2 separate regions of the Homo sapiens genome follow, and region 1 is linked to region 2. A link is an interaction called in ENCODE POLR2A ChIA-PET data of the cell type or tissue named here. Cell type or tissue: Panc1. All regions are shown on one strand. Each heading gives the region's core, and the rest is flanking DNA. Links, peaks and the distances in the headings are about the cores only.

Region 1 (4,544 bases), core at 241-4,240, 57 kb after region 2:
TTGTTCTGCTTTAGTTTTGCTTATTAGATATCACTACCTGATATATCTTTTTTGGTGTGTATCTTTCCTATTAAAACCTCAGTTCTGTGAGGGCAGGTGAAGGAAGAGAAAGACCGTCTCATATTATTTTATACTGTTTTATACTCAGTACCTGTTTTAAGAAAAAACAACAAGGAAGTAAAACCAAAGACAGGCAGCCTGGTGCCAGGCCCGAAACCAGGCCTGGGCCTGCCTGGCTTAAACCCAGTAGTTAAAAATCAACTCATAACTTAGAAACCAATGTTATTCATAGATTCCAGACATTGTATAGAAGAACATTGTGAAACTCCCTGCCCTGTTCTGTTTCTCTCTGACCACCAGTGCATGCAGCCCCTGTCATGTACCCCCTGCTTGCTCAAATCAGTCACGACCCTTTCATGTGAAATCTTTAGTGTTGGGAGCCCTTAAAATGAACAGAAATTGTGCACTCGGGGAGCTCAGATTTTAAGGCAGTAGCTTGCCGATGCTCCCAGCTGAATAAAGCCCTTCCTTCTACAACTTGGTGTCTGAGAGGTTTTGTCTGTGGCTCTTCCTGCTACACAGGGACTTTGTCTTGTTCAGTCTCATTTCTAGCACCTAGAAGAGTTTATGGCATGGATTAGGTTCTTAAATATTGCTGGATGAATTTCATGTGTATACATATATGTAGACACATATTTTATATGTTAACACTAATGCCAGTTATATAAACAGATTTGATGTGAGTTATATATGTGCATATATTAAGTACATACACATTAATGAAATCCCCTTAAATCTCTAAGAAATTCATCTGAAAAATTATTGGAAGTATGGGCAAAGATCCGTGTGTAAGGTTGGTGATTTGCAGCATTTTTATAAGTGTGGTCATTTTTACTGAACCTTTATTTCTAGAGATCAATAAAATTGTGACATTTATTAATAGAAGCTTTAAAGGGTCACTAAAAATTATTTTTGCAGAATTTGATCATGAAATTGTTGATGTTAGAGTGTTACTGAGAAACTAATATATAAAGTTGTAATAACAACTATATAAAATCTATATATGCCTGTTTGTAAGTGTAAGTGCACACACAAAATCAGAAAGGTTGATGGCACTTGTGAAAACCAAAATGCTACTAGTGCCAATGTCTGGATTGATAATTTAAAAGTCAAAATCTATTGTATTTTACTTAAGATACATAAATTCGTATGTGTTTGTTTTCAAAGAATCTTGGGCTTTTCCATGTAACTAGGTATTTGTTCAGTTTTATTTTATTAAGATTGGAGACGAAAACTATTTCATCCTTGAGAATTTTTACTGACACATTAGGAGTTTGCTAAAGGAAAATATTTCTAAAGAAAATAACAAAAGAATAATACAAATTTCAAGAGTGGAAACTATGCGATCTTCAGGAACATGAAGAAAAGCCCACGGATTGGTCCAGTGGATTCTTATTGAATCTTCAAATGTGAAATTCTTTTCTGTGCAATTTGAGGAAAAATAATAAATTATTATACAAAGAAGCTTTTTAAAATTCATTTCCTGTGAAAATTGGTGTTATGCTCACAGATGGTATTCTGAATTTTATTGTTCAGAGACCTGGCCTTGATTCTAACACAAGGTTTTTGTACATAGAGAATTTTAGAAGGTAATTTGTCAATTAGGTTTGAATGAAAATTCATGAAAGATACAGCAGGATTCAGCCAGTGACAGAATCAGTCTCTGGGGTGTTAATTATGTACCTTTTGCTTTGATTTCTTAGACTTGACGATGGAGACATGTAATATTTAAGTGTTAATCTTATAATGGAGATTGAGAAGGTGTATTTTTTAAGTGCCTGTTTAACTTAATTGAAACAACCCCTCCCCGCATTTTTAAAGATTCCCGTCGCTTATCTGTGGGTAGCTGAATATAATAGCTATAAAATTAAAGAAATATGACAGGAATTCCCATTCATAATTCATAGCCTGCCTGTACCCCACATGCTAGAATAAATAAGACTTGTATCTCGTACTGTCAACAAGTTTGGGCTTTAAATACTGAGTTAACAGGAACAAGTCAAAAAGATGAAATTTTATGAAGTGTCTTTTCTTTATATTCACCAATGTACCCCACATGCTAGAATAAATAAGACTTGTATCTCGTACTGTCAACAAGTTTGGGTTTTAAATACTGAGTTAACAGGAACAAGTCAAAAAGATGAAATTTTATGAAGTGTCTTTTCTTTATATTCACCAAGCATTACAACTCTCAGAAGTTTTATTTCAGTTTTTACAGTGTAGTTCCCCATTTCTTCTCCTTTCCTGCCTTCCTCCCTGGCTGTTTTTGCTTAGTTGTTCGGTTGTGCCTGGATTGGATTTGCAGATAAGGAAGAGCCTCAGGGGAAACCTCATGTCACATTGAGTTTTAGGATAGGGGGCACAGTGGGCACAGGGAGCAAGGGGTATAGTAGAAAGAGATAAGAAGGCATAAGTTTTTTTTTTAAATTTTGACAAATGGAGATTTGAGGAAAGGGGCAAGGAATGAAAAGATCCTCAGGAGGGTGAGTGAAAGAACATATGAAGAAAAATGATTTATAAAGAGAAATGAGTAGGGATTTAAAGATGAAGCTTTGAGTCAGAAAGAGCTGACTTGTTACTTTAGTGAAAGTATTTGCAAACCATTGTTTCTTACACAAGTCAGTTGCAAACCACAGTACCAAAGTGGCACATCGCAGTTATTAATGAAAACATGATCTATATGTTTATGGTATTTCATCAGAGGAAGTAAATTGACAATCTTGGTGATGGACTTGGAAAGTGTTTATCTCTTCACGGTCATGCGTCTTCCTATTTGTCATATTTCCCATGTTTTTTTTTTTTTATTTTTCTCCCTCTTGCCTTTTTTTTTTTAATTCTCTCAATTATTCTACTAGGTAGGTTCATATAGTCATGTCATTTTCTTTGGTTCCATTTTGGAAAAATTATGAAGAGCTGTAGAAAAAATGATCTGGTGACTTGGCTGGGATCTTCTTTGAGTATACTCTTTGCTATCCCCAGAAATTTCATTCTCAACCATTAGCCTAAAAGCATAAATTACTTTTATCTGTTTTCAGTTCATATGTATGGCAGTTTAGAAGTGATTCTAGTTCTGTAAGTTTCTGTGAGTTTCTATAAGACTAATAAATATAGTTATATAAGGTTAGCAGTGGTTATAGTTTCAGCCACATCTTCTGTAGCTTTTAATGATCTTTAATTTTCTAGCTTTTGTCAATTTGATGGCTGTATATTGATTTGTGTTTTAATTGAACTACATTGCTAGTGAGGATGCAGCTTTGTATGTTTGTTCATGTTTGTGTTACTTATTGCTATGGTCTGAACGTCTGTGTTTCCCCTAAAATTCCTGTTGAAACCTAACCACCAAGGTGATAGTATTGAGAGGTGGCACCTTTGGGAGGTGATTAGATCATGACGGCTCTGCCTTTATGAATGAGATTAGTACACTTAGAAAAGAGGCCTGAGGGAGCTTGTTTGCCCCTTCTGCCAAGTGATGATGCAACAAGAAGGTGCTATCTATCAGGAATGGGTCCTCATCAAACACAGGGTCTGAAGCCTTGATCTTGGACTTCCCAGCCTCTCGAATTATGAGCAATAAATTCTTTTTATAAACTATGCAGTCTGAGATATTTTGTTTTAGCAGTCTAAGTGGAGTAAAGCACTTACTAACATTTCAATATGCTTTAATGTTTTTTGTCCACTGTCTTCTGGGTGTCTTATCTTTTTCTTGTTGATGTGGTAGGGTTTTGTATACATCCTAGGTACAATTTTTTTCTTGGTCTTACACATTACAAATATATTTGAATCTGTTTGTCAGTGTTGTCTTTAATACATTAATATATTACTTTGTGGCCAAATCTTGAGTTGAAGGTCTTGTTTAAGTTCTTGTCCGTATCATGGTTGTATTTTATTCTATTTTCCATTTCACACTTAGGCCTCAAGTTTGTTTGGAGGTCATTTAAAATATTCTCTGATACAGGGCACCTGCCTTTTTCATCTTTATAAAGAGAGATTTTTCAACATCATTTATAAAATCATCCATTTTTTTGACTAATTTGTGCCTCTATTATGTTGCTTTATGTAGATTTATTTCTGGGTTCATTATTCACTGTCTCCTGTGATACTACCACATTGTTTCATTTTCTGTTAATTACTTTCAAGATTATCGTTTCAGCACAGGTTCCCTAGCAAATAGAGCCTTAGGCAAGGCTTAAGTACTGATGTAAGATGATGATTACAAATCTGGCCATTATTTCACAAACACAGCTGGTCACTTCATCACATGGGGACATATCCAGACAGGCTTATCCAAAAATGTTGTATTGTTACCTCCAATGTCCTGTTCTAAGACTGAGAGTTCATCTGACATCTCCCTCTGTGTTAGCATTTCTCCCAGAGGCAGTGAACTCCTAGCTCCTTCAGTCACAGGGAGAAGCCAGATCCTATGACCTGTATCATGGTTCTCTGTCTCCAGAGGAAGCTATAGGTAGAAATCAGAGACTCTGGCT
Region 2 (4,243 bases), core at 244-4,243:
TGGACATTGACAAACTGATTTTTAAGTTTATATGGAGAGGCAAGAGACCCAGAATAGCCAACACGATATTGAAGAAGAACAAAGTTGGAAGACAGACACTACTGGATCTCAAGACATATAAAAAGCTACAGTAATCAGGACAGTGTGGTATTGACTAAAGGATGTACAAATGAATCAATGGAACATTATAAAGAAACCAGAATTAGACTCAAATAAATACAGTCAACTGATCTTTGACAAAGGAGCAAAGGCAACAAAATGAAGCGAAGACAGTCTTTTCAACAAATGTTGCTGCAACAACTGCATATCTACATGCAAAAACAACAAATAATCTAGACAAACCTTATACCCTTTACAAAATTAACTCAAAACTCACTGACCTAAATGAATCACCGACCTAAAAAAACCCACAAAACTATAAAACTCCTAATAGATAGCATAGCAGAAAACCTAGGTGATCATTTTTTAAAAGCACCACCAAAGGCATGATCCATGAAAAACAATTGATAAGCTGGACTTCATTATCACTAAAAATTTCTGCTCTGCAAAAGACACTGTTGAGAATAAGAAGACAAGCCACAGAGAAAATATTTGCCAAAGTAATATCAGATAAAAAATTGTTCTTCAAAATAAACAAAGAACTCTCAAAACTGAACAATAAAAACACAAATGACCCAACTAAAAAGTGGGCCAAAGACTCTGACACCTCACCAAATATGATACACATGACAAATACGCATATGAACAATGCTCAACATCATATGTCATCAAATAAATACAAATTAAATCAACACTGAGATACCACTACACACCTATTAGAATGGCCAACATCCAGAACACTGACACACCAAATGCTGGTGAGGATGTGAAGCAACAGAAACTCTCATTCATTGCTGGTGGGAATGCAAAATGGTATACCTATTTTGGAGGACCGTTTGGCCGTTTCTTACAAAACTGACCATACTTTTGCCCGTGCAATTCAGCAATCTTTCTCCTTGGTATTTACCCAAAGGAATTGAAAATTTTTGTACACATAAAAACCTGCACAGAGGAACAGAAAACCAAACACCGCATGTTCTCACTTATAAGTGAGAGCTGAATAATCAGAACACGGGGAGGGGAACCACACCGGGACCTGTAGGGAGATGGGGAGTGGGGAGGGAGAACATTAGGAAAAATAGCTAATGCATGCTGGGTTTAATACCTAGGTCAAGGGTTGATAGGTACAGCAAACCACCATGGCATACGTTTACCTTTGTAACAAACCTGCACATCCTGCACATGTACCCCAGAACTTAAAATAAAATTAAAAAAAACCCTACACAGAGATGTTTATTACAGCTTAATCATAATTGCCAAAACTTGGAAGCAAACAAGATGTCTTTCAGTAGGTGAGTGAATAAATACATCACAGTACATCCAGAAAAAAAAAAAAAATCAGTGTTAAAGAGAAAGAAGCTGTCAAGCCATGAAAAGATATGGAGAAAACTTAAATGCATATTACTAAGTGAAAGAAGCCAATCTGAAAAGAATACTGTATGGTTCCAACTATATGATGTTCTGGAAAAGGCAAAAGCATGGAGGCAGTAAAAAGATAATTGGATGCCAGGGATTGGGCAGGGATTAGAGGAGAGGAAGGCATGAATAGACAGAGGATAGAGGATTTTAGGGCAGTGAAATTACTCTGCATGATACTGTAATGGTGGATACACATCACTGTAAATTTATCAATCCTATAGAATGAATGTACAACACCAAGTGTGAACTCTAACGTAAACTAGGGACTGTGGGTTATAATGATGTGTCACTGTAGGTTCATCAGTTGTAACCAATGTACCACTCTGGTGGGAGATGTTAATAATGTGGGAGGCTATGTATGTGTGGGGCAGGGAGCTATTGGAAATTTTTGTACCTTTCTCTCAATTTTGCTGTGAACCTAAAACTACACTTAGTCTACTTTAAAAAATTAAAGGCATGCCAAAGCCAGGTTATGAAATCGTGGTATACATTTAACAAAGTTATGCTTTAAACATTTATAATACATTTTTAAATTCACAAGACAAAGGATTTATTTTAAAAGTCAATACTGGGGTTCTAGTAACGAGACATAAAGTTGAATGAACAGTGCCTTATTTTTTCAATCATATTACTGCATTTCTAACTACGTATAACTTCATTTGCAGATTATAGTCCAAATGAGAATCTTCCTCAGTGTGAAGCCTGTATTAGTTTCCTCTTGCTGCTATAATAAATTACCACAGATTTAGCAGCTTAAAACAACTCAAGTATGTTATCTTACAGTTCTGGATATCAGAAATCTGAAAATGGGGTGGCAGGGCTATATTATTCTGCAGGCTCTAAGAGAAAAACCTGTTTCCTTGCCTTTTCCAGCTTTTAGAGGTTGCCTACATTCCCACCCCTCTGCACTCTGATGGCTGCTTCCATCCTCATACCTCCTTCTCTAACTCTGACCTCTCTCCTATAAGGATGCCAGAGATTACACAGGGCCCACCTGGATAATCCAGGCTACTCCCCTCCATCTTGAGATCCTTCACTTAATCACATCTGCAATGTCTCTTTAGCAGTGTAAGGTAACATATTCATAGCTTCTGGAGATAAGAGCATGGGCATCTTTGGGGAGTCATTATTTTGCCTACTTGGAAGCTCAAAATGGAAACCACTCCAGGAACTTCCAACTCTGCATGCTCTGCCTCATGATTCAGTTGGGGTTTATTTTTTCTAAACTCTTCAAGTGATATCTTAGAATTGTTATTACCAATGGGTCCCAGAGGAGTTCACTTTTCAGGGTATGTACTTTCACATGCCTGATGCAGAGAAGATATTCTCATATTGTGGCTGCTATAACTTGGTATTAAGTAACAAGGAAGCTACATCTGTTACCCCAAAGTATGCAAAACATGGAACTAATTATATTTATATAAAAAGGACAGAGAGAAAAATGTTGCTTCATACTACGTATATGAATGAATACTTTAATGTGCCCTTTTTTCTCTACAAGTTGGTCTGCTAGACATTGTTAATATACAGTATATAAGATCTAAGGATCTAAGGATTCATGGAAGATCTAAATTGATATATCTGCTCTAAGAACAAAACTAAGATTCTAGTTAAAATTTGTCAATGTTTAATTATATAAAATTATTCTATAGCAATTAGTATAACAAGAGCTTTATTACTCTACTTTTCTTCACTCAAGATTAAGTAAAGGAAGAATACCTTTATAACAACTCCACCTTTAGATTAAAAAGGGAGGTTTAAAGATCAATATTAATAGAAATACTAATTCGATTTGCCTTCCTGCTCTCATAGATAGACTCATTTATTTATCCACCCAGTTAGTCAACAGATATTTAAATGCTTGATACAGGTGTGGTAGTGGCGCTATGAAGTCAAGTATTGTGCCAAACTTGTTTAATATAGTTGCTGCCTGGGCATCCATTTTTAGGCCTGATATAAGCTGTTTGAAACCCAGTTGTATCACGTCACCTGTGGCCTACTTAAAACTTCCCCTCCCTGTGATATAGAACACTTATTCCTCATTCCATGACCAAAAACCCAACAGCTGCTAACCATGATAAAACCCAATGGTCAACACCAGAGTCAAGTTCTCCCTTTGCTGGTGTTTTCTTTAAACTAGTCAATCCACAACCCCCTCTGGAAAGCCTAAGGGATAAAGCCTTTGGACCTTAACACAGCCCCACAGGTCCTCTCTCTTGCACCCCACCTGCTGGTTGGGAGTCCTGTTATCTCCAGACTTCCATCAGGCTTATTCTCTGGTGAATCTGTAAGTAATAAAATGCGCCTGTTATTTCACATGTTTTGTGTGCTGCCTCCTCTGGCGTCTCACCTGCACACCAGAACCTAGCTTTCCTCTCTGGGCCAGGGCTCTCCTGAAGAGTGGCTGTTCTGGCTTATGGCCACTCGTAAGAGAGAGACCTCGAGATCAAATTAGAAAGGAACGATAGCAATAAAAATTACAAGGAAGTATATTATGGCACCCACTTTTCAGTTAAGAAACCAACTAGCACAGGACCTAAATGCTAATTATAATAAAAGTAACAAAAGTGAAAGAATGCCTTCAATAAGACTAAACAAAAAGGAAAAGCAGAAAACATATTTTTATATGCTCTCAAGAAAACAGGTAAAAATAAAAATTGTAATACTACAACTAGATAACATTTCCAGTGTTTAAAAAGATTATTTTTTATTAATCATAAGCCAC

The links. ChIA-PET counts read pairs that join two places held together with the same protein. Peaks named below come from ENCODE experiments on the same cell type or tissue, not always from the same donor. Only the 100,000 strongest peaks of a DNase experiment are listed, where the experiment ranks them.
Region 1: POLR2A ChIA-PET joins it to region 2 with 5 read pairs; 2 of 35 experiments call an interaction of 5 or more read pairs at or near these places.

The regions. Positions count from the first base shown.
Region 1 is chr7:16,365,115-16,369,658 of GRCh38, reverse strand. All of the region lies in intron 3 of CRPPA (CDP-L-ribitol pyrophosphorylase A), which reads left to right. Among named protein-coding and RNA genes, the nearest start is that of CRPPA, 54 kb to the left of the region's middle. In Panc1, for the core only: no CTCF peak of the experiment used is centred there; no DNase peak of the experiment used is centred there; H3K27ac peaks cover 549 bases.
Region 2 is chr7:16,422,540-16,426,782 of GRCh38, reverse strand. It overlaps LOC105375168 (a long non-coding RNA gene), which reads right to left. Exons shown (of 5, transcript XR_007060223.1): 2 at 3,746-3,803. Among named protein-coding and RNA genes, the nearest start is that of CRPPA, 3.1 kb to the right of the region's middle. In Panc1, for the core only: CTCF peaks have their summits at 3,576 and 3,776; no DNase peak of the experiment used is centred there.